Regions from separate parts of the Homo sapiens genome. Here region 1 is linked to region 2. A link is an interaction called in ENCODE POLR2A ChIA-PET data of the cell type or tissue named here. Cell type or tissue: MCF 10A. All regions are shown on one strand. Each heading gives the region's core, and the rest is flanking DNA. Links, peaks and the distances in the headings are about the cores only.

What was found. Peaks named below come from ENCODE experiments on the same cell type or tissue, not always from the same donor. Only the 100,000 strongest peaks of a DNase experiment are listed, where the experiment ranks them.
Region 1: POLR2A ChIA-PET joins it to region 2 with 7 read pairs; 2 of 35 experiments call an interaction of 5 or more read pairs at or near these places.

The regions. Positions count from the first base shown.
Region 1 is chr4:15,509,660-15,526,018 of GRCh38, reverse strand. CC2D2A (coiled-coil and C2 domain containing 2A) reads right to left here. Exons shown (of 37, transcript NM_001378615.1): 7 at 15,779-15,880; 8 at 14,596-14,772; 9 at 11,150-11,312; 10 at 10,015-10,151; 11 at 9,263-9,394. It overlaps LOC124900672 (a long non-coding RNA gene), which reads left to right and starts at 11,312. Exons shown (of 2, transcript XR_007058062.1): 1 at 11,312-11,563. In MCF 10A, for the core only: no CTCF peak of the experiment used is centred there; no DNase peak of the experiment used is centred there.
Region 2 is chr4:15,929,068-15,945,426 of GRCh38, reverse strand. It overlaps FGFBP1 (fibroblast growth factor binding protein 1), which reads left to right and starts at 6,687. Exons shown (of 3, transcript NM_005130.5): 1 at 6,687-6,740; 2 at 6,956-7,176; 3 at 8,775-9,850. The coding sequence starts at 8,795. The coding sequence ends at 9,499. In MCF 10A, for the core only: no CTCF peak of the experiment used is centred there; DNase peaks (open chromatin) are centred at 7,006 and 8,716.

The DNA of each region.
Region 1 (16,359 bases), core at 533-8,532, 420 kb after region 2:
CCTTGAAAACTGGAATGTGCTTACAAATATTTTAGGCTCAAATCAGGATGAATTGACTATATTGCAGTACTTTCTGGAATATGCTGTATTTCCCAAATCTGCATTACCCCACATTCCAATAATTGCTGGTGGTCTCTGCTTTTTGCTTAGCCCAACCAAGTATAAAAAGCTTCCAGGACTCCTTGCAGCCACTGGGCTAGACTGCCCAAAAGACCACAACTCCCATACTATTAGAGAGAAAGACCTCTAGTTCCTTTTCTCTTTGTTGTATCTGTTCCCTTTCTTATATATCGAGAACTATTATGAACACAGTAACAACAATTTCTTCCAAGAATCTTCACTTGGATTTATAGAAGGAAAAACCACTGGGACATGGATCAGCTTCCACTGGTCTTTTGTATCTTATGAAAGCCCTGGGTGGCCTTTCAGAGATCAGATCTGGTCATTAATATCCCTACACTTCAGACTGCAACAATGGAGGGCCATTTTTTTTTTCTCTTTCATTCAGGTATAAGTATTCAATTATAAACTGCATTAGTATTATTAGTTTTTAATCTCCATGTGACCACTCTGTGTTTTATAACCCAGATTACCTGGATTAATTAAAAATTTCCACCTCACAAATACATGTACAACTAGACTTCAAACCACAGACATAATGGAAAATTCCTCTCTAATTGCTTTGCAGCTGCTCATTCTTGCTTTGCCTTGCCTCTTACCTATGGGGTTCCAGAGTTATGAGATCACTCAGGGTGTGGCTCTCAGGTTCCATCTTGTACGCTTCTTGGTATGAGTAAATAACGTGGGTAGAGTGGTTCTATTTACTTGTAATGCAACTTAGGTCACCTGTACTTTGCATCTCCTTCCACAAATCTGCATTAGCCTAAGTTCCAAAACCTGCTAGTGGTCTCTGCCTTAGACTCAGCTCAAGCAAGTGTAAAAGTGTTTCAGGACACTTAGTAGTCATTGGGCTAACTGGATCAAAAGACCTCAACTCTCTTCCTATTAGGGAGAAAGACACCTAGTTCCTTGTCTTTCTTTTTGTTGCGTCTGTTTTCCTTTCTTATTTATTGATGACTATCATAAACACAATAGCAACAATTACTCCCAAGGAGGGATAATATTTAGAGTATATTTTAACTTTAAAATTGATTTGATTTTTTAGTCTTCAACTGAAAACTGAAATGCTAAGAGGTGATGAATATGGATTATCTATTGATGTTCTCACCATGTGCAGAGATGCATACCAAAGGAGAAAAAAAAATTAAAGCCGGGTGCGGTGGCTCACGCCTGTAATCCCAGCACTTTGGGAGGCCAAGGCGGGCAGATCACGAGGTCAGGAGATCGAGACCATCCTGGCTAACACGGTGAAACCCCGTCTCTACTGAAAATACAAAAAAATTAGCCGAGCGTGGTGGCGGGCACCTGTAGTCCCAGCTACTTGGGAGGCTGAGGCAGGAGAATGGCGTGAACCCGGGAGGCGGAGCTTGCAGTGAGCCAAGATTGCGCTACTGCACTCCAGCCTGGGCAGCAGAGTGAGACTCCATCTCAAAAAAAAAAAAAAAAAAAAATTAAAAATTTTACAGAAGGCCGAGTGCAGTGGCTCATGCCTGTAATCCCAGCCCTTTGGGAGGCCAAGGCGGGTGGATCACGAGGTCAGGAATTCAAGACCAGCCTGGCCAAGATGGTGAAATCCCGTCTCTACTAAAAATACAAAAGTTAGCCGGGTTTGGTGGCGGGTGCCTATAATCCCAGCTACTCGGGAGGTTGAGGCAGAGAATTGCTTGAACCCAGGAGGCGGAGGTTGCAGTGAGCCGAGATTACACCACTGCACTCCAGCCTGGGCAACAGAGCGAGGCTGTGTCTCAAAACAAACAAACAAAAATGTACAGAAAATTAATAATCATTGGTAAGTTTAAAATACAAGTTTCTACATTTGCCCTGAAAAAATAATAGCAACAAAGTCTGGGTCCACCTCAGAGCCTGCAGTAGATTCTAGAATTATTATTCTGGTCTTCCCTGGGAAGATTTCTCCTTTCCCGTCTTCTGGAAACATGCCATGTTTTCTGGACATGAGGTTAGTGGATAATGATCCACTTGCCACTGACTAGAGTTTATTTTTTGGTATTGATAATGTGAACTGTGGGGAAAAATATGATTCTTTCCTTCTGGAGTTGTTAAGCTTAGGCTATCAAAGGACACATCCCCTTATGTGTAGAGAATTCTGTCATGCCTGCAATTGCAGAGAATGAGGCCCACCAGTATTCAAGAAGAATCAGAGAAAAGAGGGGTGGAAGAGAGGCCTGCCGGCATCAAATCCCTGGTCCTAGCCCCTGAGACCTTGTTTCCTAAAGGTTCTCCTTCATTTTATGATTTATTCCCAGATCCTTTCCAGTTTTTTGAGCCACTAAGTTCCCTCTTTGCTTAAGCTAGTTTGTGATGGGTTTCTGTCATATGCAACCAAGAGAGTCTTGTGTAGTGAAGTGCTTAGAACGCAGCAGATTAACAATGCTTTGGTGAAAAACTGGTGAGAACAATGATGGGAAAGTGACAGTTTTATCTAGTGGTACCTCTGCGGGAGCTTGGAATCATGACACAGTCCTCCAGTGGGTATGCAGTTCTGAAAAAGGGAGGCTCCTGCACATTGCAGGGCCTTTAACACCTGCTTCCATTTCTGTCTTTCCAGCCAAGGCACAAAGTCTCTCTATGGCCAAGCTAAGATTGCTCCCTCTGTATTCCCAGAATTTAGCACAGCTAAGAATATAGTAGACTTTTAGTTAAGTATTTTTTAGTTAAGGATGGAAGTAATAAAAAAGGAAGGAAGGAAGGAAGGAAGGACAAAGGAAAGAGAGAGAAGGAAGAGGGATGTTTGTACTGCTTTTCAACAACTTTTTTTTTTTTTTTGAGATGGAGTTTTGCTCTTGTCACCCAGGTTAGAGTGCAATGGCATGTTCTCTGCTCACTGCAACCTTCGCCTCCTAGGTTCAAGCAATCTCCTGCCTCAGGCTCCTGAGTAGCTGAGATTACACCCACTCACCACCCCCACCTAATTTTTGTATTTTTAGTAGAGACGGGTTTCACCATGTTGGCCAGGCTGGTCTTGAACTCCTGATCTCAGGTGATCTGCCCACCTCGGCCTCCCAAAGTGCTGGGATTATAGGTGTGAGCCACTGCGCCGGGCCTGCTTTTCAACAACTTTAACCCTACTTTGCTATCATGATTAGGCAAACTGCATTTTATATTGTTTATGTTTTACCTGCAATGTCCTATCTAGCATTTTAATTTTTTACTTTTGCACTAATTACTTCTTAAGATGTATTAAATTGTATTCTTTCTTATTGGAAGTTTAACAGTTTTTCTTTGCATGACAGCTAATTCCTTTTTGCATTTTTCTGTCTTTAATTGTCTCATCTCAATTTAAGAACATCCTAATATTGAGACAATATTAGGAACAGAATATTTCACTTTTAAAAACTACCCTTTTCCCCCTCTGTAATTAAAAAAAAAAAACATTCAAAAAGGCAGGGCTGAATACCAACTCCCTTCTAAATAAAACTCTTAAATTCTCTAATAGGAGGGCGCATGATCCATCATTTGAGTCAATAGCATAGTATTTCTAACCAAAGAACAACTGGGCTTGACTCAAACGGGTGATCAGTGTTGGTCGATCCTGCCGGGTGAAGTTAGCATCAGATCCAAGCGCTCTGAGGCATAAATTCATCAAGGCTCTGTTAAGGGCCCAAGGAAATGCCAACTTTTGTTTTCTTAACATTTTTCCTTGTATGTATGTATGTATGCATGTATGCATGTATTTTTTAGAGACAAGGTCTCGCTCTGTCAACCAAGCTGGCGTGCAGTGGTGTGATAATAGCTCACTACAACCTTGAGCTCCTGGGCTCAAGTGATCCTCCTGCTTCAGCCTCCTGAGTAGCTGGGACCACAGGCATGTGCCACCATGTCTGGTTACCTTTTTATTTTTTGTAGAGGTAGGGGGGTCTCACTATGTTGTCCAGGCTGTTCTCAAATTCATGGCCTCAAGCAAACCTCCCACATTAGCCTCACAAAGCTTTGGGATTACAGGTGTGAGCCCCTGCTCCTAGCTGTAATTGCCAACTTTTGATTTGGCACTCTGACTTGGTTTTCCATTATGTGGATGCCAGGACTAAACCAGAACCTAAGGAAAGCTAGTATTTTGCAGGATAGACAGCTGAGTCAGAGATAGGCATAGAAAAGAAGGAATTTCTTTTAATACACGCAGCAAAGTCATTTTAATGACATTCAATTTGCGCTTTTATTGAGGTATTTCTATGTGCCAGGCACACTGCTAAGTAGAAGACTGTAATCCAGTTCTGGTCCCTAAGTCACTTTCAGCATAGCCAGAGAGGAGAAAGAAAATGGATTAACAGTACATGAGCAAAACAATCTTCGCCTGCCGACCTATTGCCTTGCTCTTGCATCATGCCAGAAACTCCTAGGTGGAAAGTCTGTTTGGAAGTAAGACTGAAAATAGAGGCTGTAGGCATTTAATTTTTTTTTTCTTAAAGGCAAGCCTATTTCATGGAATAATGGAAAAGCTATTTTTGGCAAGAGACAGACTGAATAAATGAAGGAAAAGGTTAAAGTAAATAAATACAATGATAAAAATGTTAATTGTGAAAGAAAAGCACTGTGTTTTGAATAATTGGAAGGTTACAATAATTACATTTTTAAAAAAGACTGAGGTATACAATTCAACAATAAACTTAGTAGGTGACCTGTTATGGAATAACAGATAGATATAATATCTCCTCCATTTAACTTAATCCCCTTTGCTTCTTTCTTGTGCAGTCTAAGACATTCTTCATGTTTTGTTGTGTTCAAAACATAGCCCTCCAATAAATGCCCTTGGAAGATGTCAGCCCCTTTGGACTTCTTCCTTCTCTAACTTCCTTTGCTCTGTGATGCTTTATGACAAGCCCCTGTCAGTAGAACTCTTCTTTCTTGACTTTCCTATTTCTGCTTGTATGATAGGAAGATTTTGCTTCTCAAAAGTATTGAAAGGAAACCATCTGTCCTTCTCTACCCACCCTTCCAGTCCTACTGGCTGCTTCCCAAGAGAGAAGGAAGGACATGTCTGACTGGAGAGTCAGCTGGAGCCCAAGTTCCTTAGTCCAGGTTACCTGCAAAGCTAAGCAGTGGCCCCTAGCTGTCCTGTCTTAGCTGTCTCCAAGGAGAGGTTGTTCACTGGCCTGCATGGTCTGCTTGGCATTCCACCTGGTAAATACACCAGAGCCGCTTAGCTTATGTCTAGATGGGGAACCTAATTCGTGAGAAATGGAATAGGAAACCATCTGGTCTTGGGTTCAAGTGGCATTCTGCCGTCTGGTTTTACCCTTAGTGCAAGGGATATCTGGATCCCTTTCTGATTCCAGTGTATTTCTAAATTAGTTTAGAATTTCAAAAGGAGACAGATGAGATCCATTGGCTCCCTCATGCCCTACCCTCCATATTAATTACTCTTCTGTTTTCTAACTTTAACCCACAATTCAGTGTTCATCATATCTGTGTTTAATGGAATGGATGGATGGATGATGATACAGATTGATGGATTATTCAATAAATGCATAAGTTGATATTGTTTTGATCACTAATTGTATTATGTATTTTTGTCATATAACCAAATAGACGATAAATTCCTCATGGGCTGGAACTTATCTTTACCCTTGTTTTGTAAATCTGCCTCCAGGATCACATTTCTGTACAAAGTAGCCATCCACTGATACTTGTCAGTAATAATATTTTATAGAAATTTATAATTTTTAAAAAGGTCATACTCATATATCACCTCAGTACTCATCATGACCCTATGAGGAAGAGAAAATGATTATTATTCCTATTTTTCAATTAAGGAAAAATATCCAGAGAGGTAAAGGAACTTGCCCAAAGTTGCAAGCTAATTAGTTAGTAGGACAGCAGGACTGTACTCAGAATCCGCCTGGGCCTGTGTTTTCTCTATTCATCATTCCTCTTTATAGACAAAAATGATGATTGTTATACCCACCCCATTCTGTTTCATGTGATCAGTGCTGAATGTTACAAATTTAAAATTACACAGGTTTCTGAAGGAGGCAGTCCCAGTGATATGGTTTGGCTGTGTCCCCACCCAAAACTCATCTTGAATTGTAACTCCCACAATTCCCTCATGTCATGAGAGGAACTGGGTGGGAGGTGATTGAATTATGGGGGTGGGTCTTTCCTGCGCCGTTCTTATGATGGTGAATGAATTTTATGAGATCTGATTGTTTTAAAAATGGGAGTTTCCCTGCACAAGCTCTCTTTTTGCCTGCTGCCATCCATGTTAGATGTGACTTGCTCCTCCTTGTCTTCCACCATGATTGTGAGGCCTCCCCAGCCATGTGGAACTGTAAGTCCATTAAACCTCTTTCTTTTGTAAATTGCCCAGGCTTGGGTATGTCTTTATCAGCAGCATGAAAATGGACTAATACAATAAATTGGTACCAGAAGTGCAGTACTACTGAAAAGATACCCAAAAATGTGGAAGCAACTTTGGAACTGGTAACAGGCAGAGGCTGGAACAGTTTGGAGGGCTCAGAAGAAGACAGGAAAATGTGGGAAAGTTTGGAACTCCCTAGAGACTTGTTGAATGGCTTTGACCAAAATGCTGATAATAATATGGACAATGAAATCCAGGCTGAGGTGGTCTCAGATGGAGATGAGGAACTTGTTGGGAACTGGAGCAAATGTGACTTGTTATATTTTAGCAAAGAGACTGGTGTCATTTTGCCTCTGCCCTAGAGATTTGTGGAACTTTGAACTTGAGAGAGAGATGATTTAGGGTATCTGGCAGAAGAAATTTCTAAGCAGCAAAGCATTCAAGAGGTGACTTGGGTGCTGTTAAAGGCATTCAGTTTTATAAGGGGAGTATAAAAGTTTGGAAGATTTGCAGCCTTACAATGTAATAGAAAAGAAAATCCCATTTTCTGAGGAGAAATTCAAACCGGCTGTAGAAATTTGCATAAGTAACATGGAGCCGAATGTTTATCACCAAGACAATGGGGAAAATGTCTCCAGGGCATGTCAGAGGTCTTCAAAGCATCCCCTCCCATCACAGGCCTGAAGGCCTAGGAGGAAAAAAATGTTTTCTTAGGCCAGGCCTAGGGTCCCCATGCTGTGTGCAGTCTAGGGACTTGATGCCCTGTGTCCCAGCTACTCCAGCCATGACTAAAAGAAGCCAAGGTACAACTCGGGCCATGGCTTTAGAGGGTGCAAGCCCAAGTCCTGGCAGCTTCCACATGGTGTTGAGCCTGAGAGTACACAGAAGTCAAGAACTGAGGTTTGAGAACCTCTGCCTAGATGTATGGAAATGTCTGGATGCCCAGGCAGAAGTTTGCTGCAGGGGGAGGGCTCTCATGGAGAACCTCTGCTAGGGCAGTGCAGAAGGGAAATGTGCGGTTGGAGCTCCCACACTGAGTTCCTACTGGGGCACTGCCTAGTGGAGCTATAAGAAGAGGGCCACTGTCCTCCAGACCCCAGAATAGTAGATCCACTGACAGCTTGCACTGTGTACCTGGAAAAGCTGCAGACACTCAACACCAGCTCATGAAAGCAGCCAGGAGGGAGGCTGTACCCTGCAAAGCCACAGAGGCGAAGCTGCCCAAGACCATGGGAACCTAACTCTTGCATCAGCATGACCGGAATGCGAGACATGTTTACCCAATACCTATACCTCCATTGTATCTAGGAAGTAACTAACTTGCTTTTGATTTTACAGACTCATAGGCAGAAGGGACTTGCTTTGTCTCAGATGGGATGTTAGACTATGGACTTTTGAGTTGATGCTGAAATGAGTTAAAACTTTGGGGGAGTTGTTGGGAAGGCAATGATTGGTTTTGAAATGTGAGGACAGATTTGGGAGGGGCCAGGGGTGAAATGATATGGTTTGGCTGTGTTCCTACCCAAATCTCATCTTGAATTGTAACTCCCACAATTCCCAGGTTTCATGGGAGGAACCGGGTGGGAGGTGATTGAATTATGGGGGTGGGTCTTTCCTGCACTGTTCTCATGATAGTGAATGAGTTTCACAAGATCTGATGGTTTTATAAACGGGAGTTTCCCTGCACAAGCTCTCTTTTTGCCTGCTGCCATCCATGTAAGACGTGACTTGCTCCTCCTTGCCTTTTGCCATGATTGTGAGGTCTTCCCAGCCATGTAGAACTGTAAGTCCATTAAACCTCTTTTTTTTGTAAATTGCCCAGTCTTGGGTATGCCTTTATCAGCAGCGTGATAACAGATTAATACACCCAGGAAAGCAAGAGCAATGCAATTAAATATGAGGGCAGGGAACTGTAATGATAGCCAGCAGTTACTAGGTCTGTTTTAGACACTTATGTGGATTACCTCATTCAATTTACACAGCAAGCCTGGGAGGCAGACACTGCTATCGTGCCTGCCTTACAGATGAAGACATTGAGGCATGAGAGACTAATGGCCAAGTTCACCCAGTGAATGGTAGAGCAAGGGCTGGAATTAGGCAGCTTGTTACCAGACTTAGGAAAATACAATATAAAGGATTTGCAAGGATAGAAACTCTCCGGTTATATAATAAAGAGACAACAAATGGGAAGTGGTCCTGCAGCAAATGTGAGATAACAAGAGAAAAGAGAGGGCAAAAGAAGAAAAATAAGTGTAGCTAACCTGGATGTGTAAAAAAAGATGCAGACTCAGTCATTCCTAGCTAGGAAACTCACTCCTTGTTTAAGAAGGGATGCATTGGGCTGGGCGCGGTGGCTCACACCTGTAATCCCAGCACTTTGGGAGGCTGAGGTGGGCGGATCACGAGGTCAGGAGATCGAGACCATCCTGGCTAACACGGTGAAACCCCATCTCTACTAAAAATACAAAAAATTAGCCGGGCGAGGTGGCGGGCACCTGTAGTCCCAGCTACTCAAAAGGCTGAGGCAGGAGAATGGCGTGAACCCGGGAGGCGGAGCCTGCAGTGAGCCGAGATCGCGCCACTGCACTCCAACCTGGGCGACAGCGAGACTCCGTCTCAAAAAAAAAAAAAAAAAAAAAAAGAAGGGATGCATTGAGTATAATTAGACTTACTCTTACATAATATGCCTGATGTTTGTTCTTTATGTGTAAGATAGTGAATTATTTAAAAAATTAAAGTAGAATGTTATAAATATAGCACCCCAAGCTATTCAGAAAGCAAAGCACTTTCAATTTCATTTAATAAAAGTGGAGAGAGGGGAGTGTCTACCTTTTTATACAGTGTTTCAAGCTCTGCCTTAATGCTCTGCTCCTGTGTTAGTACTGGCGGCCTTGAAGGAAATGGCTTGATGGGGTTTGGCAGAGCTAGGATCCTGCCGTCATCTCCAAACCATCTTCTTTCCTGTAGATGAAGCAGAGGGAATGGCAACATTTTCTTCTAATCGAACAGAAAATGGTTCACAACACAAACAACATTTCTTGAAAATTCTGTGTCAACATATATATTTCATGTACTTCCTCCCCCAACAGAACTGTAAAAGTTCTGTTTCCATTAGAAATCAAGTCTTCACTAACACTTCTCACAATTGATTTAAAATATACACCCTGGCTTCCTAAAAAGTATTTTAAAGAGCTTAAATGAGTGCTTAAGAAAAATTTATCTTCTATTAATTAAACATTTAAGAAAAAAAAACACAGAATAAAAACTCAAAAGTGAAACTATTCTACCTATGGATAATTTAAAAATTCTGTCAAGTAGGAAAATGTTGCCAGGATCTGGTTTAGCAGGAAAAGCCCAGATCTAGCTAGCAAAGATGGGTTTTGAGCAGTTGAGAAGTTATGTTATTTGAGGATCAATAAATGTACTGAGAGAGAAAGTTAAAAAAAAAAAAATGAACCACTTTCTGTGGATAACCTCAAGAGGAAATGAGTACAGTGGATGCAATGACTGCCCTGTTAGGAAAATAAAAGCTATGTCTAGTGTGCCCAGGCTACACCTGAGAGCAGAGGGTGCACACTTACGGGGTCCTGCATCAGCAATCTGTTCTCCATGATGTTCTGATTGGTGCGTGCCACCTCTGGTCTTACCCCGGTGTAAAGGCCTTCATCTTCCAGGAACCTGGGCTGTACATTCTCAGGAAGCTTTTTATATGTAGGGACTAGATCGTTTATAAATAAATAAAATAAACATTAGGGCCAATCTAAATATCTCAAACTGCAGTTTGGTGAATTAATCACCAGAGATTTCATTTATGTTCTTAGAAAATGCAAATTTTCCAAATTAATTTTTAAAAGCAGAACCAAGGAAAAGATGAATGTGCTCACTTGTAGCAGTATGTTGTAGAATCAGGTATTTAAAGAAAACGCCTAAAAATTTAATATGTAACTCATCAGTGTGGCATACTGAGAAGAAGGTAGTATTCAAATCATAGGATGAGAGACAAGTTTTAGTTCTATTACTCTTCAGCTGGGTGAATTAGGGCCAGGCACTTCTTTGAACTCTCTCCTCCTGTACAAAAGAGATACTAATCTACTTAACTGGGCTTCTGGGAGAATTAAATGAGGTAAAGTATGAGGACGTGCTTTGTAAATGAACAAGTTTATTTGATTGAACGTGATCATTACCTCATTTATTCATTCACGGCTTTATTCATTCCTAGAACACATCTTTACTGAGAGCCTCCTTGTGCCAGGCACAGATGAGACTCTGGGAATCCAGGCCAGGCCCCTGCTGCCTTGGAGCTTGAATCATAGTGGGAGTGATAGGCAGCAACAGGAAGCAAAGGTCTCTACAAGATCACGCCATAGAGTAGTAAGAAAATACACAGGAGATGGTGACTTAGGGAAGGTTGGGGATAAACTTAAGAAGAAAGAAAGGCTGTTCTCATAAACTCTAAGCCCCTGTAATGGATCACTGATTTGATAAAGGGTTCCCACAGTACTCTGGTATATCTTCCATTAGTCTATCAATAAGTGTTTGTTGAATGGATATTTTTCCATGTTGTGTTTTTTTTGTTTGTTTGAAGATATTTCTTGATTGTTAGATTAGAAACTGGAATCAGTTCTGGAGATGAGGCATCCTTATACACTAGCCATATTTCATGACAAGGTAAGTGACGATGTCTAAGCTGAACAAGAAAATAAAAAGAGCAAGTACCTGTCTGCCTACTGGGTATGAAGAGCATTTCTCTTTCCATCTGCAGCCGATCATGGATGCTTTCATAATCTGCAGGTCTGACTGCTACAAAATCGTCAGCCACGTGATCTAAGCCCAATAGGAAGTCCTCGGCATCATCACCATTAAGCAGTTCTTCCTCATCCTGCATAATGTTAAAAAGTAACAAGAAAAAATCATGCTAAGATTCTTAGTTAGAAAAATAATTCACAATACCAAACTCATGAAACTTAACATTTCCTACAACTTTATCTTTTCCTTTTTTTAAAAAAGTGAAAGCATAGAACTATATAACCTTTCATATTTAACAAGTGGGTTTTTAAAAAAATTGTTTTGCAGTATTCTGCACACCTGGAAGATGTCAAAATCAGAGATGGCTGTTTCAGAAGAGAAGTGGTAAGCAAAACAATCAAAATCCCAACAAATCTGGCCTCCTATGAGACTGCTTGCTTCTTGCCATTTATGTAAAGAATTGGGCTCATAATTTATGTAGCAGTTTAACCTTCCACCTGGCACTAAACCAAGGGAAAAGGCACCAAGTGTATAGGTGCACAGTCCACACACCCTGTTCAGACTGCCTGGGTTTAAATCCCAGCTTCACCATATACTGCCTGAGGAACTTGAAACAGCTTATTTAACCTTCTGATCCTCAGTTTCCTCACTTATAAGATAGTTATAGTAATGGAGTTTACCTCTAAGCACTTTGTGGGGATAAAATTAAATGATACACTTAAAAATTCAAAGCAAAGAGGCTATAATCACAAATGTTAGCTGACATATATTGATTTTGTTTGGATATTTTCTAAACGTCTTCTCTTCCTTCCTCTTCTTTTTCTTTCTCCTTCTCCTTCTTTTAAAAATTTAAACCTGGTGTCCATTTATGAGCAACATCTTTTAAAATCCTGTGGAGACTTTCAGGTAGCTAAAGACAATGATGGCAGTCTAGCTACCTGCCTCTTAAGATTTCCTCCCCAAGTACACAAAAGAATAAGAAGGAAAAAGGGAATCTATGTAGAAACCATGCTTTTAACTTAACTTGAAGACAGAGAATGCCAAAACATCAAACAAGTGAAAAGAGAAAGATCACCAGATGGCAGTGTGTAATCTTCCTTCTCCTGCCCCACCTCTGCTTCGTGGTGAGCAAAATCACCCAGAGAAAAACTGCAGAGAAGACAGAAAAGGGGAGCTAGCGAAAGGGGCTACAGAGGATCTAAAACTTTGTTCAAAAAGGCTAAATGAACCTTGAAGACGAAAATACTTTAAAAGTGTCTGGGCAGAGCAGAGCATGGACTATAGGGAAGGGCTTCCAAATGTGTGTGATTTAAAAGAGCAGTTTTAGGAACAGAGCTTCTGGGGCAGTGAATAGGCAAAAGGAAGGGAGAAGTGGCCTTTGGAGGAAAGTGCCATAATTTCAGAAGATATTCGCAATTGGAGACTTCTATCTTCAACAGGTGAAGCCCAATTCTCCTCCATTTGAGAGTGCACTACGTCTCGTGACTTGCTTCTCCTGAGTAGAATATGGCAGAAGTGACAGTATGTGGCTCCTGAGACTAGGTCATAAAAGGAACTGTGGCTTCTTTTTTGGGTTCTCCCCTAGATCACTTGCTTTTGGGAAGTTAGCTGTCATGTCAGGAGGACACTCAAGCAATGTTGAATGGCCTGAATGCTGATTTGTAGAATGATTGTTATAGAATAAGCTAAAATATTCCCAAGCTTCTGTAGATCTAGGTAAAAAAAGTACATTTCCGGGAGGCATTTTTCAAGGGAGGAGATTGTAAGTGAAGCACAGAAGTATGCCAATTATGTGAATACTAGAATATCCTAGTGTGTTTTCCTTATTTTTAATGTGGTAAAATATATATAACATGAAGTCCACCATTTTAACCTTTTTTTTTTTTTTGAGACAGAGTCTTGCTTTGTCATCTAGGCTGGAGTGCAATAGCGCAATCTCGGCTCACTGCAACGTCTGCCTCTCGTGTTCAAGTAATACTCCTGCCTCAGCCTCCTGAGTAGCTGGATTACAGGTGCCTGCCACCACACCCAGCTAATTTTTGTAATTTTAGTAGAGACAGGGTTTCACCACGTTGGCCAAGCCTGGTCGTGAACTCCTGACCTTAGGTGATCCGCCCTCCTCGGCCTCCCAAAGCTGGGATTACAGGCCACCGCACCCGGCCCATTTTAACCATTTTTAGGTGAACAGTTCAGTGGCATTAAGTAAATTCATATTGTGATTCTACCCTTACCACCATCCATCCATCTTCCCAGACTGAAATTCTATACCCATTAAACATTCCCTCCTTCCTCTAACCTCTGACAACCACCATTCTACTTTCTGTCTCTATGATTTTGATGATACAATGTAGCTCATATAAGTGAAATCACACAATATTTATTCTTTTGTGACTGGCTTATTTTTCTTAGTGTAATGTCTTCAAGGTATATCTATGTTGTGGCATGTGTCAGAATTTCCATGCTTTCTGCGGTTGTATAATATTCCATTGTATATTTATGTTTATCCATTTATCTTCCGATGAACACTTGGGTTGCTTCTACCTTTTGGCTTTTGTGAATAATGCTGCTATGAACATCGGTGCACAAGTATATGTTCAAATTCTTGTCTTCAGTGTTTTTGGATATATACACAGAGTGGAATTGAATTGCTGGATCATATTGTAAATCTGTGGTTAACTTTTGAAGGACCACCATACTGTTTTTCACAGCAGCTGCACTGTTTTACATGGCTACAAGCAACGCACCAAAGTCCAATTTCTCCATATCCTCTATAACACTTATTTTTTGATAAGCGCCATTCTAATGGATGTGCAGGGGTATCTCATTGTGGGTTTGATTTGCATTTCCCTTATGATGATTGGTGTTAAGAATCTTTTTATGGGCTTATTGTCTATTTGTATGTCTTCTTTGAAGAAATGTCTATTCAATACCTTTGCCCATTTTTAAATGGCTTATTCTCCTTTTATCTCACACATACCACCCACAGTTGCAGAATTTGAGTTGTAGCCTGGGTGTGGTGTTTGGGCACAAAATGCTGCTTACTTTGTAAGGTTGTGGTAAGAGAGAGACCAAGATTTCATTTGCCTTGCAGAGGAACATATTTTGCACATGGAATAAATACTAATCATTACGTGGAGTCTAGCAAGAAAAACCCTCAAGCCACATTATTTAATTCTTTTTTCCACAAAAGAAAAATAAACAGGTTTAATCAAGGTTCTTCCTACCACATTGTAGGGTCTAACCCAGAGCTACAGGGAGCCATGTGAATTCAGTACTTGGGATTTCAACTCAGACGTGGAGTGTCATTCTCCTGGTGGTGGCAGGTTTCTCCTCAGCCACTTTCTTTCTTGCAGGGACATCAGCTTTTTCCTCCTAGCCCTCCACCCACACCTCATTACCATCCTGATATTAAATACCATTTCCTTTCCTCCTCCTTGTGCAGGTGGTTCTTCTTCTTCCCCTTCCTCCTCCTCTTGATTAGTTCCCGCTCTATGTCTTGCTTTTGGTTTTTCCTCTGATCCTTCTGGTTCGGGATCAAAGTTGAAAGTAAAGAAGTTATAGGCCTCTTCTGCAGAAGGGAAGCCAGGTGGAACCTAACGAAAAGCAAGGAGCAATCGCAATTTCCCATTTATAAGCTGTAATGCGCTCTGCACAATTAACTGACAGCTGGCTTAATGCTAATGAGATCAGGCATATTCCAGGCCTCCGAAGCATATTGTCTTAGTTAAAGGTGTGAGACTACTGGTAATAAACTTTAATATCTGCCACAGGCAGTTGGAGGCCTCCTTTAATAGTAACTCTAATTAGTGACTTTAAAAAACCCCAGCAATTATTTACATTCCAACAAGTAAATACATATTTATAGCAGTAAACACTTTAGATAAGATTATTAAAATGACAAACAGTGGATTTATTGTTTTATTGGCCAATGCTGAGATAGTTTTGTTGTATTATGAGAAATATAGAATTTTTAAACAAATGACCTTTTTTTGTTGTTTCTCTTTTGGAGTTAGTACTCTCCTTTTTTCCTATAATGAAAGCCGGGGCAACTTCAGAGCTGAACAAACTGTCTTATCACCAACATTTCCTGTCTTTCCATGCACTCCCTCATCCTCAAGTCAGGCAATATTCTGATCTCTCCAGTTAGTATGAAAGTTGGAATCACTTCTCATACTTTTTTCTTGCAAACTGCATGGCAACAGGAGTCAGGTTATATATGTAGTCATTTATTTATTTTTAATTAAGAGATGAGGTCTCACTCTGTCACCCAGGCTGGAATGCAGTGGCACAATCATGGCTCACTGCAGCTTCGACCTCATGGGCTCAAGTGATCCTCCCATCTCAGCCTCCCAGGTAGCTTGGACCACAGGTGTGTGCCACCATGTCTGGCTAATTTTTGTATTTTTTGTAGAGATGGGGTTTCGCCATGTTGTCCAGGCTGGTCTTGAACTCCTGTGCTCAATATATCTGCCTGTCTTGGCCTCCCAAAGCGCTGGGATTGCAGGCGTGAGCCACCACACCCGGCCTGTAGTCATGTGTCATTGGATATTTGTAAAAAACACAAACAAACAAATGATTTTAAAAAACAAGATTTCTCACCTGGGGTTTAGGCTTGATTTTTCGTGCAGAATCATGGAACTTGACTCTTGAGTAACTTTGGGAGTCAACTTCTTGTTGAGTCCTTTCTACCTCTTTCCCTGGCTATATGAGTGGAAAAAAATGATAGATAAACCATTTAACCCAAGAAACTTAGGCTGTTCTAAAATGAAGGTTAACCCCCCCATCCCAAAGGCTTATCTTCTGACTGCTGCTGCATCTTATCATTCCTAAGGCATGGAATGCTGGCAAATTTCAAATGCAGTCATGCGCTCCATAGCGACAGCCTGTAGAACTGCATGCATGACGGAGGTCTCATAGACTATAAATACGGTATTTTTACTGTACCCTTTTTATGTTTACATAAAAAAATACTTACCATTGTGTTACATTGCTATGGTATTTAGAAAAGTAACATGCTCTTCAGGTTTGCAGCCTTGGTGTGTAGTTGGCTATGCCATTTAGGTTTGTGTAGGTACCTTCACACAATGGGTTCACACAATGACGAAAATGCCTAAGAACACATTTCTCAGAACATATCCCCATCACTAAGTGATGCATGACTGTATATTTGAAGGTTGATG
Region 2 (16,359 bases), core at 2,649-10,648:
TGCTCATTCTTGTCTTCTCCTAAGCAGCATGCCACATGTGTGAGTCCTTTTGCTCTTTGTGTAAGGGCATTCAGCACAGAAGGGTATCTTTCTGTGAGGTGAGGTCCTCCTTGAACACTCCATCACGGGTTGACATTCACTGTTGGGCCCCTGAGCATTAGGACCCTCTGAAGATACTCACCCATTTGATTCCAAATTTGGAATCAAATTTGGTATCCTTCAGCGCTGAATGCCCTTACAGGTCTTTTCAGAGGTGCTTTTCTGGTTTGATTTTTCTAAATATTGTCATCTCTTCATGTGAAGAAAGGGATGTGGTCATAAGCCAATGTGCCTCGTGACTCTCAGCCTTAACACCAAGAAAGGGCAGCTTACCTTCTCCCTTTTTCAGCTTTCAAAGGGAGCAACTGTTGCTCTTTGTAGCACACATGGGCTAGAGGCTGAAAATCCAAAAGGGAGACTCTCTAGGTCCTTCTTTTTCTCCAAGATAGGAAGGGAGGTAGAGGTGGCATACAGAAATGTGTACTTGTGTGGGGTTTTGTGATGTGTGAGCATGTGTGTGGGAATGGGTGTGTATATGTGAGTGCTTTCTTAAGTGCATGTATGTGGGGGTACCTTGAAAAATGTTGTCCAAAAGACACAGACCTCTTTAAAGGGTGTTTGACTGTTTAAGAATGATTTACTTAAAAACAAAGATCCAAAAAGCAAAGAAGTGATCAAAAAACTTGATTTGTAGGGGCAATTGATTATAGAAGAGCTAAAAAAAAAAAACTTTTACAAAAAGAAAACACTGTAAAAGGCTTTGAAATAGCCCTATTACTTGAGAAAAAATACCTATTATTATTAAGTGGTTTCATTCAAATGGCTGATATTCTAGCATTTTTGACATACTACAAATAGTAGTTTCGTATGATTTAACCTAACACAAAAATTGGAGTTAGGTTTCAAATGTGTTGAGAATCAGAACCAACCATTAAACATTGTTTCTAAAAACATGTTGATATGATTCCACTGCTGGGTATATACCCAAATGAAAATCATTCTACAAAAAAGTAAATAAATAAAAATTTAAAAAAACAATATGCACTCATATGTTCATTGTGGTAATATTCACAACAGCAAAAACATGGAATCAACCTGGATGCCCATCAAAGGTGAATTGACAAAAGAAAATGTGGTACATATACATTATGGGATACTATCTATGCAGCCACGAAAAATAATGAATTGTGTCCTTTGCAGTAACATGGATGCAGCTGGAGGCTATTATCCTAAACAAATTAATACAGGAATAGAAAACCAAATACTGCATGTTCTCACTTATAAGAGAAGGAGCTAGACCGAGCACAGTGGCTCACGACTATAATCCCAACACTTTGGGAGGCCGAGGCAGGCGGATCATGAGGTCCGGAGTTCGAGAGCAGCCTGGCCACCATGGTGAAACCCCGTGTCTACTAAAAATAAAAAAATTAGCCAGGCATGGTGGCAGGTGCCTGTAATCCCAGCTGCTCGGAAGGCTGAGGCAGGAGAACTGCTTGAAGCCAGAAGGTGGAGGTTGCAGTGAGCCAAGATCGTGCCACTGCACTCTAGCCTGGGTGACAGAGCAAGACTTTGTCTCGGAAAGAAAAAAAAAAGAGAAGGAGCTAAATATTAGGTAAGCATGGACATAAAGATGGCAAAAATAGGGCTGGAGACTACTAGAGTGGGGAGAAATGGAGGGGGGCAAGGTTAGAAAAACTACCTACTGGGTACTATGCTCACTACCTGAGTGATAAGATCATTTGTACAGCAAACCTCAGCGACATGCAATTTACCCATGTAACAAATCTACACATGTACCCTCTGAACCTAAAATAAAAGTTAAGAAATGTGTTAATATTATGTGGTTAATAACAACATTCTTTCTAAAGTAAATAAACTTAATAGGTTTTCACCTTGCAATCATACCCAATACTATAGAATCCACACTCTGCTATCTCTTCATTTTCTAAAGAAATAAAACTTTCATTGTCCTGAACAGGAATCCTGAAATCTCATGATGAATGAGCACTTTAAATTTGGAATGCAAATATTCTTTTTTTTTTTGTCTCACTTTGTCGCCCAGGCTGGAGTGCAGTGGCACATCTCGGCTCACTGCAAGCTCCGCCTCCTGGGTTCACGCCATTCTCCTGCCTCGGCCTCCTGAGCAGCTGGGACTACAGGCACCCGCCACCATGCCTAGCTAATTTTTGTGTGTGTGTGTGTGTTTTTAGTAGAGACAGGGTTTCACCATGTTAGCCAGGATGGTCTCGATCTCCTGACCTCATGATCCGCCTGCCCTGGCCTCCCAGAATGCAAATATTCTTGAGTAGGTCTAAGATTAATGCTTTTTGCCAGATGAATTAGATTTTACTGATGTTTGCTTAGCCCAATTTCCTTATTTTCTGATAATAAATGTATTTTAATGCACATTATTTGCCCAACAAATTAATATTGCTTTAGTGCAGCAGCTCAGCATTTGCAATGTCTGTTTGTAAAGTAACGTTTGAAGGAAGGGTTGATTTTTGACAACTTTGGCCTGGCAATAAGTTTGGCACAGTTAAGACTTACCTCAGAACCAAATTGCACCCATTATATGAATAATCTCTGGTGACTGCATAAGTAGGGCCAGGCCTCTAGGTCAAGAAGCTATGTGGTAGTAACAGGCATGAGAGTAAAATCAGCTTTTGAACTTCAAATCCCCAGCTGGTGACCAGACATGCATTCAATTACCAGCCTTAGCCAGTGTGTTTTTACCAATTGTGTTCAGACTTCCTTTCACAATCCCAAAGAAAGTATTCATCATTTAAGTTTTGTGTGATCATGAGAAGAATAACATGATCCCAATCTAACCAGAACATGCCAGACAATTTCCAAATTAAGGACATTCTCAAAACACCTAACCAATTCTTCTGCAAACTGCCATAGTCATCAAAAACAAGCAACATCTGAGAAACAGCCATAGCCAAGAAGAACCCAAAAAGTCACGATCACTAAATGCAACCTGGTGTCATGTTGGGATCCTGGACAGAAAAAGAACATTAGGAGCTGAAAATTTAATTCTACACCAAACCTGCACATGCATGTTTATAGCAGCTCTATTCATCACTGTCAAAATTTAGAGGCATCCAAAATGTCCTAGATGAATGAACAAATGAACTCGGGTACATCCAATCAATGGAATTTTAGTAGTAGGTGAATGAATAAAGGGACTTGGATATATCCAATCTTTGGAATTTTATCAGCACTTAAGAGAAATGTGCTATCAAGTTATGAAAAACATAGAGAAACCTTAAGTGCATATTACTAGGTAAAAAAGTCAATATAAAAGGTTACATATTGTGTGATTCCAACTATTTGAAATTCTTAAAAAGATAAAACTGAGGAGACAGCAAAAGGATGAGCATTGCCTGGGGTTGTAGGGGATGGAGTGGTAAGTAGGCAGAACACAGAGAATTTTTAGGGCAGCTAAACTATTCTGTATGATACCATAGTGGTGGGTACCGTCATTATACCTTTCTTAGTTAATTGATATTATGCATGTCATTATACATTTCTCAAAACCCAAAGAATGTACAGCACTTAGAGTGAACCTAATGGAAATGATGGACATTGGGTGATAATGACATGTTAATGTAGGTTTATTACTTACAGCAAATGTACTACCCTGGTTCATGATGTTGAAGGTAGGGGAGACTGTGCCTGCGTGTGGGGAGGGGTATATGGGACTTTTGATACTTTCCACTCAATTGTGCTATGAGCATAAAACTACTCTAAAAAATAAAGTCTGTCAATAATAATAATAATAATAATAAAAACTAGAACAACAGGTAAATCCTAAGCAAGTCTGAATAAAGTATGGACTTCAATTGACAATAATGTATCAATGTTTGTCAGTTGTGACAAACGTACCATAGTAATGTAACAGGTAAATAGGGAACCCAGGTGAGAATTGGAATGATAACTATCTTTGCAATTCTCTGTAAACCTAAAATTATTCTAAAACTTTAAAAAAAAATTTAAAGGGAAGGTATGAAGGGGCAAAGAGAGGAGAATTCCACAATTTATCAGTGTATGCGTACACTGCCTCATTTGTGTTTAGAATGATAGCAGCGGCCTCCAGATAATTCTTCTCTAATTGTGTGTCAGACACTGTGCTTAGTCCCCCTAAGCCTTGCCTCCACATCTGTCCCATGAGGACCTGGGCCGACTTTCCTCCTGGGGTTCTTGTGCAATGGGCCTTTATGTACTCATCCCCAAGAATTACAGAGCCCCTCAGTGCTGGGAGCATGGGGAGGTGGAGGGGCCTGAAGTTACTGGAACCTGCTATGCACTGCGTGGCTGGGGCTCCATGTCCTCTGCAGTCTCCCCAGAGCCACTGGAAAAGGACATCGTTTCCTTAGTTCATGGAGATACGAAGAAAGCTTGGGAAACAGCCTTAGCACAGTGCCTGGCACGCTGTAAGCTCATTGGAGGAAGTGTGCCATTTCTCCCCGTGGACATTCTTAAAGATGTGGGTGGCATGCAGGGCGTCAGGAGCCAATGACACCAACAGAGAGGGGCTCGCATTGGAGCCTGGCCTTGAAGGATGAGGCGGTGTGTGCCAGGCAGAGAAGGAAGGGAAGGGGATCCCAAGTGCAGGGAACAGCAGAGGCAAAGGCAGGAAGTGGGCGCATGCATGGAGTATCTGCAAATGGTGGGACAGGGTTTCAGTGTGGCCAGATTGCAGTGTGTGTGTGCATGTGTGTGTGTGTCTGTCTCTGTGTGTGTGTCAGTGTCACTGTGTGTGATTCTGTGTGTGTGTGCCTATGAGTATGTGTGTGAATGTGTCTAGGTGTCAGTATGTGTGTGTCTCTGTGTGTCTATGAGTGTGGTGTCTTTGAGTGTGTTTGTGTGTGTTTGAGTGTGTCAGTGTGTGTTTGTGTGTGTCTTTGTATGTGTGTCAGTGTGTATGTGTATTTATGTGTCTGCGTGTGAGTACCTGGAAATGAGGTTGGAAGGGCAGGATGAGCCAAGGAGGTGACTGCCCCACAGCCTGCTCTGATGCTGTGCTGCTGAGTCTAGAAGGGAAAGAGCAAAGCAGACGCTGGGATGGGAGTCACAGGAAGGGGAAGGGCCACAAGGAGCCAGTGGGGAATGTGCAGTGTTACCTGGCAAAGCTCAGAGAAGCACTTCCCAGAAAGACCCCGGAGTCCACATGTTTCCTTGTAAATATGTTTTGTGTTCCAACTGCAATCTGCCTCCAGAAAGAATCTGCCTGCCTCCCAAGGATCAAGTAGAATTTTCCATTTTGTAGGAGACTCCCCTTGTTGAGCAAAGCAGCTTTGCCTTGCCTATGTCCAAATAATCCTCCAAAATACCGCATGAGAGAGCCTGTTCGTGGAGGTCAGGGCCTCAGCGGGGTGTTTGTGAGGATAGTGAGGACGGACCCCTGGGTGAGGCAATTTTAGGAGAGAGGCACACAGCTTCAGAAATGGCTTCTTCCAACAGATTCATGCAGAGACTGAGCCTCTGAGTAAATTGGTCAACATCTATAGCTATGACCACGGAATTCTCAAACAGGTGGATCGTTCATAAAATCCAAACACAGTTACAAGTTTTGGCCTGCATAGTGTTGAGCTACAGCTTTATTTTTAGAAAATTTTAATTAGCTGCCAACCAATTTCATATAAACACATCTGGATTTGGGGATGTCATTTTAAAAATCAGACAGTGTGACAATACTGAGCCTAATCCCTGCATTTTCTCAGTCAATTGGAGATGAGTGTTGACCTCTATGGAGGCAGAGACTCTCTAGTTTGCCACAGTCCCCATCACTCCCTATTGCCTTATCTCAAACCCAAAAGTCAGTTGCCATTTAATATCACACTAAACAATAGTTTTCTTATGGCTGAATTAAGGAAAAGTGAACAATTTCTTCTTCTGAAAATCTATGAAAGGTGAGGTGATAATATATAATGAGGGCCACATCTTCCCTGTAGAAGTGAGTTTCTTTTTAAATGCTGCATATGTAAATAACAAATGTCTGTTTTCAAAGTATACAACTTAAGACCCTGTCATGAGGCAAAACGATTCTGCTCCACTTTATGTTAACAGCTTAGCCCAGTAAAAATTTAGTATGCAGCTATAAAGGAGACGTTGTTATTGTCAGCACACTGCAAATGGATGATGGGAGAGGCTAAGTGGTTTGGGCATAGCACTCAGCTAAACACATGCTGTGGCCAGGATTCCACCTGGGTCATTCTGGTGTGGGACTGTGCCTGTAGCAGGCAGGGCAGCCTGAGCTCTCTGAATGAGACCTGAAGGTAAGTATTTACAACAGTAATCTTATATTAAAAATTCCCTCTTTACCAGCCTCTCAGAGCCTGGTAGAATTCCCTGATAAAAAAGAGGGAATTTTTAATGTAAATTTCCCTGCCTCTAGAATTAGGGTATCCTCTGCTTATGTAGTAACTTCAGATGGAAAAAGGAACTCAGACACTACGAAAACTTCGGCAACTTCAGTCACCCATTCAACAAAGATTTATTGAGAGTGGCAGGCAGGAAGAGATCAGACCATGGATGTAGAGAATCTCACTTTTAATTTTGAGATGTTCCTTTTCCTGCCTCTGTGAACTTGGACAAGCTCTTACATATCTCCAGAACCAATTCCTGCTTTTGTAAAAGGGGAGGAATCATTGCACTCCCTACTAGAGCGGATGTGATGAGGGAAAAGGAGAACTCAGGTAAAATGGGCTCAGTAGTTTGGCAGCTCGGATCATGTCATTATAGTTATTTTACTCCTCCATAGACATCACTGCTGGGGTCCTCTCCCCATCAAGGAGGGTCACTGTGAGGCTGAGTTGTCCTCCTATCCTGGCCACAGGGTGGACAGGGAAGGGCCTAGAGGAAGCGTTTGATGGCATGCAGGTAACCCCCCTTTTCACTGGATTACATCCAGCACTTTCCCTGCAGGAACCGGCTCCCTCGGAGGGGCGTGGCTGGGAGGAGCTGTGAGTAACGTGCCACAGTGTTGTAAAAACCCAGTGAGTGTTATAAAAACCCAGTCAGCCTGGCTCCTGTTGAATAGTCTACCCCCCTTGCACTCTACCTGACACAGCTGCAGCCTGCAATTCACTCGCACTGCCTGGGATTGCACTGGATCCGTGTGCTCAGAACAAGGTAAGAGCCTCGCTCCTTTAACAGCTTTATTACCTGCTGCCACTTCTCACTCCACCAAGGGCCTGGAGTTCCTTGGGCCTGCATTCCATCATGGGCAGGTGGGGGCTGAGCCCCAGGGCCGTGAGAAATGACTGGGTGTTTTTCTGGCATATCCAGTCTCCTCTTCACCATTTATTGCTGTTCTCTGCCCTTTTGTGATTGTCTTTCTCCTTCTTAACCCTAGAAGATGGCCAACTTCTAGGGTAGAAATCAGATCAGGACCATTTCCTGGGTCTGCCTCTTTTTATAAAAAATTCTGTGTTTTGTTTTAAATGGAGCACAAATAATACAAATCATCTTATCATTATGTGTTATATGAAACTAAATTGTCATTGTTCATAGTTGTTTTTCTTATTCTTTGGCAATGTTTTTAAAGGGCAGAGTAAATGTGAAAAGCAAAAAGTGATCAACCAGGGGTGACAGAAAGGAATAAGGAGATTGATCTGGCTACCCATACCAGCTTTGAACTTGCCCACTATGAGATCCTGAGCAATTTACTTACCTGTCTGAGCCTTAAGAGTCAGAGCTGTCACCTGGGATGACATATTAATAGCTACCTGGAAGAGCTCTTGTGTGGATTTCACAAGGTGGGAATCAAACCCTAGACCAGTACTTAGCACACAGGAGGTGTCATATAGAAACTGACTTCTCTTCTTCTGTTAAGCATGGGTTTTTATTGTACACATGATCAGATTCATGCAGTTCAGTGTGACGTTGGTGTTCATCCTATTGATTCAATGATTTCTCATGATCCTTGTCTTCGATCTTGTAGTGTGAACTATCTGGTTGAAATTCACCTCTCTCCACCCTGATTCACTTTGCCCAGGCAAATCAGACAACCACCCCACCTCACACCTTTCCTTAAACTCTTACTTCCCCACAAAAAGCTCCCCCACCCCCACAACCCCACCCACCCCACCCAAACCCCAGGCATGTTCAACTCTGGGTCAACATCACCTTTCATGATGCTTACCACATCCTTTCTCATTTTGGGCATCTGTCATGTCTTTTCTCATTTTGGGCATCTGTGTCCATATGGAGTCATGAGATAGAAATCCAGCCCTTTGGAGCTGAAAGTTTGGAGCAGTAACTTGTTTCATATCAGAAACAGAGATGACGGGATAGATTCCCTGATCAATGCTATTTAAATTCTCCCAAAGAGTGGTCTCTAAGCTCTTTCAAATCTGAGGCTTTCTCAATCATGGTGATTTCTTCAACACCTAGTCTGGTGGGGGGCATATAGTAGGTGCTCAGTAAATGCTTGTTGAATGAGTGAATGAAAGAGTGAGGAGTGAGCAGATGCAGGAGTTAATGAGTGAATAAATGATAAATGAGAGTTCGTGAGGCTCCAAAGAGTGGTACTTTTGTGACACTCAAGACTCAAGTCAAGTGGAAATGTGAGTAGACAGGCTGTTTGTCTAGTGACTCCAGGAGCCAGAAGCGTTCTTGGTCTACTCTGAAATCATGTAGGCACCTGTCAGGGTAGGGGGAGGCCAGCGTGTAGTCCTGCACAGCTGAACTGCTGCCTGCCACTGACTCACTTGCCTTTTGTCAAACAGGTGAACGCCCAGCTGCAGCCATGAAGATCTGTAGCCTCACCCTGCTCTCCTTCCTCCTACTGGCTGCTCAGGTGCTCCTGGTGGAGGGGAAAAAAAAAGTGAAGAATGGACTTCACAGCAAAGTGGTCTCAGAACAAAAGGACACTCTGGGCAACACCCAGATTAAGCAGAAAAGCAGGCCCGGGAACAAAGGCAAGTTTGTCACCAAAGACCAAGCCAACTGCAGATGGGCTGCTACTGAGCAGGAGGAGGGCATCTCTCTCAAGGTTGAGTGCACTCAATTGGACCATGAATTTTCCTGTGTCTTTGCTGGCAATCCAACCTCATGCCTAAAGCTCAAGGATGAGAGAGTCTATTGGAAACAAGTTGCCCGGAATCTGCGCTCACAGAAAGACATCTGTAGATATTCCAAGACAGCTGTGAAAACCAGAGTGTGCAGAAAGGATTTTCCAGAATCCAGTCTTAAGCTAGTCAGCTCCACTCTATTTGGGAACACAAAGCCCAGGAAGGAGAAAACAGAGATGTCCCCCAGGGAGCACATCAAAGGCAAAGAGACCACCCCCTCTAGCCTAGCAGTGACCCAGACCATGGCCACCAAAGCTCCCGAGTGTGTGGAGGACCCAGATATGGCAAACCAGAGGAAGACTGCCCTGGAGTTCTGTGGAGAGACTTGGAGCTCTCTCTGCACATTCTTCCTCAGCATAGTGCAGGACACGTCATGCTAATGAGGTCAAAAGAGAACGGGTTCCCTTAAGAGATGTCATGTCGTAAGTCCCTCTGTATACTTTAAAGCTCTCTACAGTCCCCCCAAAATATGAACTTTTGTGCTTAGTGAGTGCAACGAAATATTTAAACAAGTTTTGTATTTTTTGCTTTTGTGTTTTGGAATTTGCCTTATTTTTCTTGGATGCGATGTTCAGAGGCTGTTTCCTGCAGCATGTATTTCCATGGCCCACACAGCTATGTGTTTGAGCAGCGAAGAGTCTTTGAGCTGAATGAGCCAGAGTGATAATTTCAGTGCAACGAACTTTCTGCTGAATTAATGGTAATAAAACTCTGGGTGTTTTTCAGAAATACATTCAAACATTGCTTGGTTTTCTCTGTGTCTGGTCCCAAATAAACTCATTAAGTAGTCCCCATATATCAATGGAAAAACAATCTAAACAGGAACTTCCAGTTCCCCACCCTTCGCAAGTTATCTCTTTCTGGAATCCTTCTTTATAATTGTATCCATTGGTCAGTGGTGTTTGGTGTTTATTGAAGTATAATAACTAGGATCCCTGTTTTCAGGTGGGACACCTGGTATATAATGTGATTAAATCATTTGTCAGGGACTCATAGATGGTAAGAGGGCCGGTAGGATTGGAACCCAGGAGCTCTGACAGCTGAGTCTACAGGGTTGAGGAACCTCCGCTACTGATTCATGTCAGAGCTGCCCATTCCCTCCCCCACCCGAAAGACCCCGGCCTTGCAAAGCTCAATTCTGGAGAAGAAATGAGTTTCATTCCTTCATTCTTCATTCTTGGAGAAGAAAGGCCTAGTTAAGTACAGTGGCCCAAGATAAGGGCTATAAAGGAAGGGGGAGAGGGCTACAAGGAAAACCAGAGAGAGAAGGCAGAAACTGCTGTAAGATCTGGGCTTGAGTGTAACAGGGGAGGGAATAGTGGAGCTGGATTTTGGAAAGAGTATCTGTGGGAATAAAATGGGGCAAAGTGGAGGCACTTTAGGCATTTGATAACATGAATGAAAGTGAATAGATGGGAAGTTTCAGATTCTGGGAGAGGTCAGGTGTCTGGGATCGGATGGGATGCAGCGATGAGACTGCCATTATTCATTTATATGTTAGTATGAAGGATCTGAAAGTTGTATTTTAAGAGTGGGGGAGAGAGGATGAACTGTCTCCAATGCCTTGTCACAATTCCACAACCAGGGAAAGGAGGAGCAGAAGCTGACGAAAGCACTGTTCTTTAGCATGTCTGATGGTGGCAGGGAGGAATGGCAGGTGGGGGGGAAGGAAAGCCTTTTACATTCACCAACCTACTGGGATGCACACTGAGGACGTCAGAGGCCAATCCACAGTGCCACAGCCTCAGAGTGACATTTGGATGTCATCATGATCATCAATAAAAAGAGCACTTATCTCTTACCTGCTATGAGCAAGCACTGTTCCAAGTTTTCCCATGGATAGTGGATTTATTCATTCACTCACTCACTCAACACATAACTTACAGAGCACTGACTCACTCCAGGTTGTGTTCCAGGTGCCAGAGATACAGCAATGGATGTACAAGAGACGAGTGTTCTGCCCTCATGGAACAGTGGGAAAAGTGATGATGAGCTCATGATACATGATACACGATAGAGAAGACTATTAAAGCAAGGGAAGGGGATAAAGTGATCGAGGGTAATGAGCTTTAGATGGGGTGGAGAGGAAAAGCCTCTCTGTGGTGGTTACTTTTGAGCTTAGACCTAAAAAGAGGAATCTCTTTTTAGCCAGGGAACTCTCCTGGGTAAGCATGTTCCAAACAGAGGGACCAGTCAGAACATATGCCCTGAAATCATGGTTAATCTATTTATTCAATCCTATTTGTCCCTTCTTTTTGCCAGGAACTCTACCATAGGTGAGAAATAGCAATGAAGGAAAGAGAAAAAAGAAATCCCTGTCTTCATGGCACTTCCATTCCCATGACAGGGATCATGCTTGGCATGTTAGAGAAATGTCCAAGAGGGTGGGGTCATTGTAGGATGGGGCCTGGGGCCTGACCTGTGAACCTTACCACCAACTCCAAGAGCACTGAAGCAACATTCCAGACCCTCCCCAAGCTCCTTCAAGCCACAGCAAAGAAAGGATATTTTCCCTTAAGGTCTACACAGGTTCTCAGCCCTGTGGCCCCCTCCTCCACATATGTAACATAGCCCTGAGATAGAAAAAGAATAATAATCTCCTCCAGGAGTCACTCAACAGTCATCAGGTTTGTTATGGGTTGGCAAGAACATTGGAGAACAGACCCAAAACCTCCTTAAACTCCTCCAGGCCCGCAGTTGCTGGTTTGAGTTCACTCCTGGCCTCTGGTCACTGGCAGAACTGGAAGGAGTTTTGCCTCTACCATGGAAGAGTGACCTGGATCTCAGCACAAAGTTTGCTTCTGCTGATAGATAACCAGTCTCAGGGCCAATTATTTAATCTTCTGAGCAGAAATGAGCTCATCTTGACAATGGAATCATGAAACCCACCCATTATTAAGGGTCCTGAAACACTGACATTGGTCAATATCTCTGAATCTCTTAATACTATGCCAATAGTTAGATAATAGTTGTTCAACACCACTGACCACTTAAAGTCCACAGCAGGAGACTGAATTGTAGAGGGAAGTCAAAATTCCCAGTGAAAACTCTCTAACTGTGGAAGGTTTTTGGTTTTGTTTATTTGTGTCTGTAGTACAAGTGGCCAGGAGCCACCATTATGGATCACCCACTGTGTGCCAGTGGTTTTGCTCCATTGTCTCGTGAATCCCCCACAACTCCATCTGGTAGGAGTCTCACCTTCATTTTCTAGATGAGGAAAGTGAGGCTGAGAGAAGCCGAGGAACCTTCCCAGGGTTATGAAGTTATTAAATGGCAGAGCCTATAATGGGAATCCCTGGCCTGGAGGTCCCAAGCCCTTTCTGCCTCTGAAGTGCATGATTTTCTTCACTCAGTGATAGAAGAGTGACATTTATGGTCTCTGGATGTAGGCCAAACTTGACAATGAACAATATCCATCAGTCCATTCCACATATATATCTTCTTCCTGTCCTTACAGAGAGAAAGTTCTAGAAGTGAACACTTCCATTGCACTCAGCCTCCGATCATAGTCATATGCTGAGGGGATGTTTTAAGAACACAGTAAAAAGAAATATGTAAATAGAGGCTCCACAGATTTACATTGACTTTCTTTTTTTACCTTTTTTCTTTTTCTTTTCCTCTTTTTTTTTTGAGACGGAGTTTCGCTCTCGTCACCCAGGCTGGAGTGCAGTGGCATGATCTCAGCTCACTGCAACCTCTGCCTCCCAGGTTCAATCGATTCTCCTCTCTCAGCCTCCCGAATAGCTGGGATTACAGGCACCTGCCACCACGCGCAGCTAATTTTTGTATTTTTAGTAGAGACAGGGTTTCAACATGTTGGCCAGGCTGGTCTTTAACTCTTGACCTCAGGTGATCCACCCGTATTGGCCTCCCAGAGTGCTGGGATTACAGGCATGAGCCACCGTGCCCGGCTACATTGACTTCTATTCACCTTAGTGCTACATATTTTCTCCCTGAGAACTTTCTGGATATGAAGTAGAGAAGCCAACTTTCTCTGTGTGTGTGGTCTTTAAGATATGACTTGTTTTGACAGCAAAAGATGGAAATTTTTCGGTAGGTAAGATGTGCTGAAGATTGGCATGTCTGTACCCCCTAAAGCCACTCAGAAGTGGGAATGTCTCTCTTTCCTTATAAAACCACATCTCGGCAGAAAGAGGGTCTCTTCCTTCGGGCACCCCAGCTCTGTGTGGTAACTCACAGTCACACCAGTGCTGACTTGAATCTCTGGAATCCAACAGATCTCACCTAGCCTCCTTCCCCAGCCTCTCTCCGAAGTTGTTTTTGGCAGAAATGGCAGGAATGCCAAAGTGTTTGGGGCTGAAAGCTTTCAAGCAGATATGACACCAGCCATCCTCTGATGTGTTGGTTTGCATAATGTGCTGTGTACAATGCTCACCATTTCATGCAGCAATATCCAAGAAAATCTTTTTGAGACTCCCTCTGAAGAATGGGAGGGATGGGGAGAAGATTCTAGAAGAAGGCTGGCTTGGGACCTGGAGCGCTTGAGGTGAGCTCTCCAGGGGGAGTTTCCATAAAGTAGTTGAAAATGTGTGATATGGTTTGGCTGTGTCCCCACCCAAATCTTATCTTGAATTGTAGCTCCCATAATTCCCACACATCATGAGAGGGACCCAGTGGGAGGTAATTGAATCATGAGGGGCAGGTGTTTCCCATGCTGTTCTCATGATAGTAAGTCTGATGACATCTCATGATTTCATAAAGGGTAGTTCCCCTCCGCAAGCTCTCTCTTGCCTGCAGTCAAATAAGAGATAACTTTGCTCCTCATTTGCCTTCTGCCATGATTGGGAGCCCTCCCTAGCTATGTGGAACTGTGATTCCATTAGATTTCTTTCCTTTATAAATTACCCAGCCTCAGGTATATCTTTATTAGCAGCAAGAGAACAGACTAATACAATGTAGGTAATAACAGCAGAAATGAAATCTGTCTTGTCCACCATCATAGCCCTGGTGCTCAGTGCATGCCCAGCACACAGTGGATCCTCCATAAATATTGGTTGAGTATATGAAAGAGAAGGAGAGAAATCACTGCAGGGGCAATGATTACGGGCTCCAGAGTAAAAGAAAAGTGACCTGTAACAAGTTATTTCATCTCACATTTTCCATTTCTAAAATGGGTCTGGAATATGCATCCAATAAGAACTATTCATAATTAAAACCTAAATCTAGGTCCTTACACATATGTATTCTCATTAAATTTTTGTTATAAGTAAGTGAATGAAGGAACCAATTAGCTGAGACAGGAGATAAGAAGGCAATTTTTGAAAAAAAGCTACACCAGACTCAAGATAGGCCATGCCAAGGACCTGCCTGTGAGATGGAGCCTGGCTGTGTGCAGCATGATCATGGGGTTCCTAAAGCCTCTACCCAATGGGCCTTAAGAACCCCATGCTCATGAAGTTCACAGAAGCACTTTGCATGACGAAGGAGGAAGATGGAGACAAAGCTGGCGCCTATGAGTAGCCTCTGCGACTTTCTTAACCTGACTTCCAGCTCACTTCCTACAGGCTCCTCCTGCTCAGGCTCCTGGGTGGCTGGTTGTCCTGGAGACCCTCCTGTGGGTACAGCAGCCCCTACCTTCACTGCTCTTAGATCTTGGTGCTCAGGGGAGCCACTGATAAGAATCAGGATGCCACTTGCTGTGGGCGCTGGGTGAGCAGAGAATGGATCTGCTTCGCTTCCTACTCTATTCTTAGCACCCACGCAGTGCATGGCAGCTGCTCAATAAACCTCAGAGGTTACCGAAGCGTTTCTCAACCTCGACAAAGTTGAGAGTTTGGGCTGATAATTCCCTGGAGTAGGGAACAGCCCTGTGCATACTTGGCTGTGGAGTAGCATCCCTGGCCCTAGTACCTAGATGACTGTAGCAACCTTCCCCCTGTTATGACAACCAAAAATATGTCCAGAAGTTGCTAAATGCCTCCTGGAGATGAAGTTACCCACAGTGGAGAACAACTGGACTACGGTGAAGTTGTAGCACATTCACAATTCACTTAGGCTCCTTCAACAATATGTGTCCTGCTGTGGAGGGGGAAAGAGAGAAGTGTAAAGACATGAATACTGTAAGCAACTTAATCCACCCTTGGATGCAGTGAAAATGTGCCCGGGGTGTACTTAAGATAGCGGATGGGAGTTTGCTTCTTTTCTGTCTGTCTCTGGTCTTCCAGTGTTTAAAAATAGGTATTTTATTTTTGCTCTAAATGCAAACCAATGCCTTTATCTGGTACCCAACAAAAGAAAGGTTGTCAAATGTGATTTTGACTAAAATAAATTTTACAAACATAAGCACTGCCTCCAGAACCTGACTGCCAGGCACAATGTGATTTAGTAGTGGCACATTTGCTACCAAATGCTGTCAGCACTAGCTTCCGAAGTAAAGCAACAGCCCCCTCCCATTGAAAGTAGCCAAGGTGAGTGATGTCATAGGAGAGTCCCAGAGTTATCTAGGGCCCCTCAAAGCTGAAAGTGCCACCTCCTTCTACACCCACTCCCATTAACACAACTGTGAATTCAGTTCCTGGAATTGTCTTTCCTGGACTGAGTATGAAGCTTGCTCTAAGCCAAACATTGGTAGCCCCAGGGTAGGCTGGGGTTTTGCAACGGCAGGAATCCAAGGACCCAGATGGACCATCCTGGCATATGTGCCCATGTTGTTGGAAAAGCCCAAAGCCAACCCCTTAGTCGCTGGGAAACCAGGCAGGGCAAGGGTGGGGAGGGGAGTGGTCATGGCTTCAGAGCAGAAGCAGGTGTGGGGGCCAGACAGGACAAAAGAGTTCTAGCCAACATTTATTAGGTGCTTCCTGCATGCTAGAGGCAGTGGTTCCCAGCCCTGGTTACAGGTTAGAATCACCTGGGGAGCTTTAGAAAATCCTGATGCCCAGGCTGCACCCCAGAGCAGTCCCATCAGAATTGTAGGGGTGGACAGCTCAGGAATTTTTAAAGCACTCCGAGCGATCGCACTGGACACCCAAAGTGGAGGTCCACTCCTCTGGGCACTGTTCAAACTGCTTTCCCTGCATAAGCTCTTTCATCTTCACGACCACCCTATTGTCAAGACTGTCCAGGGAGTGTAAGGAGTTTTGTCACTTTCCAGGGTCACAGAGTTAGTAAGAGCAGAGCCTGGAACCTCCCCGGGCAGCTGTGCTCTCAAGCACTCATACTGGAGCAGAGGAGTCTGCCGGGGAGGCAGCCCCAGGCAGTGGAATGAGCAGAGCCCTGGGTT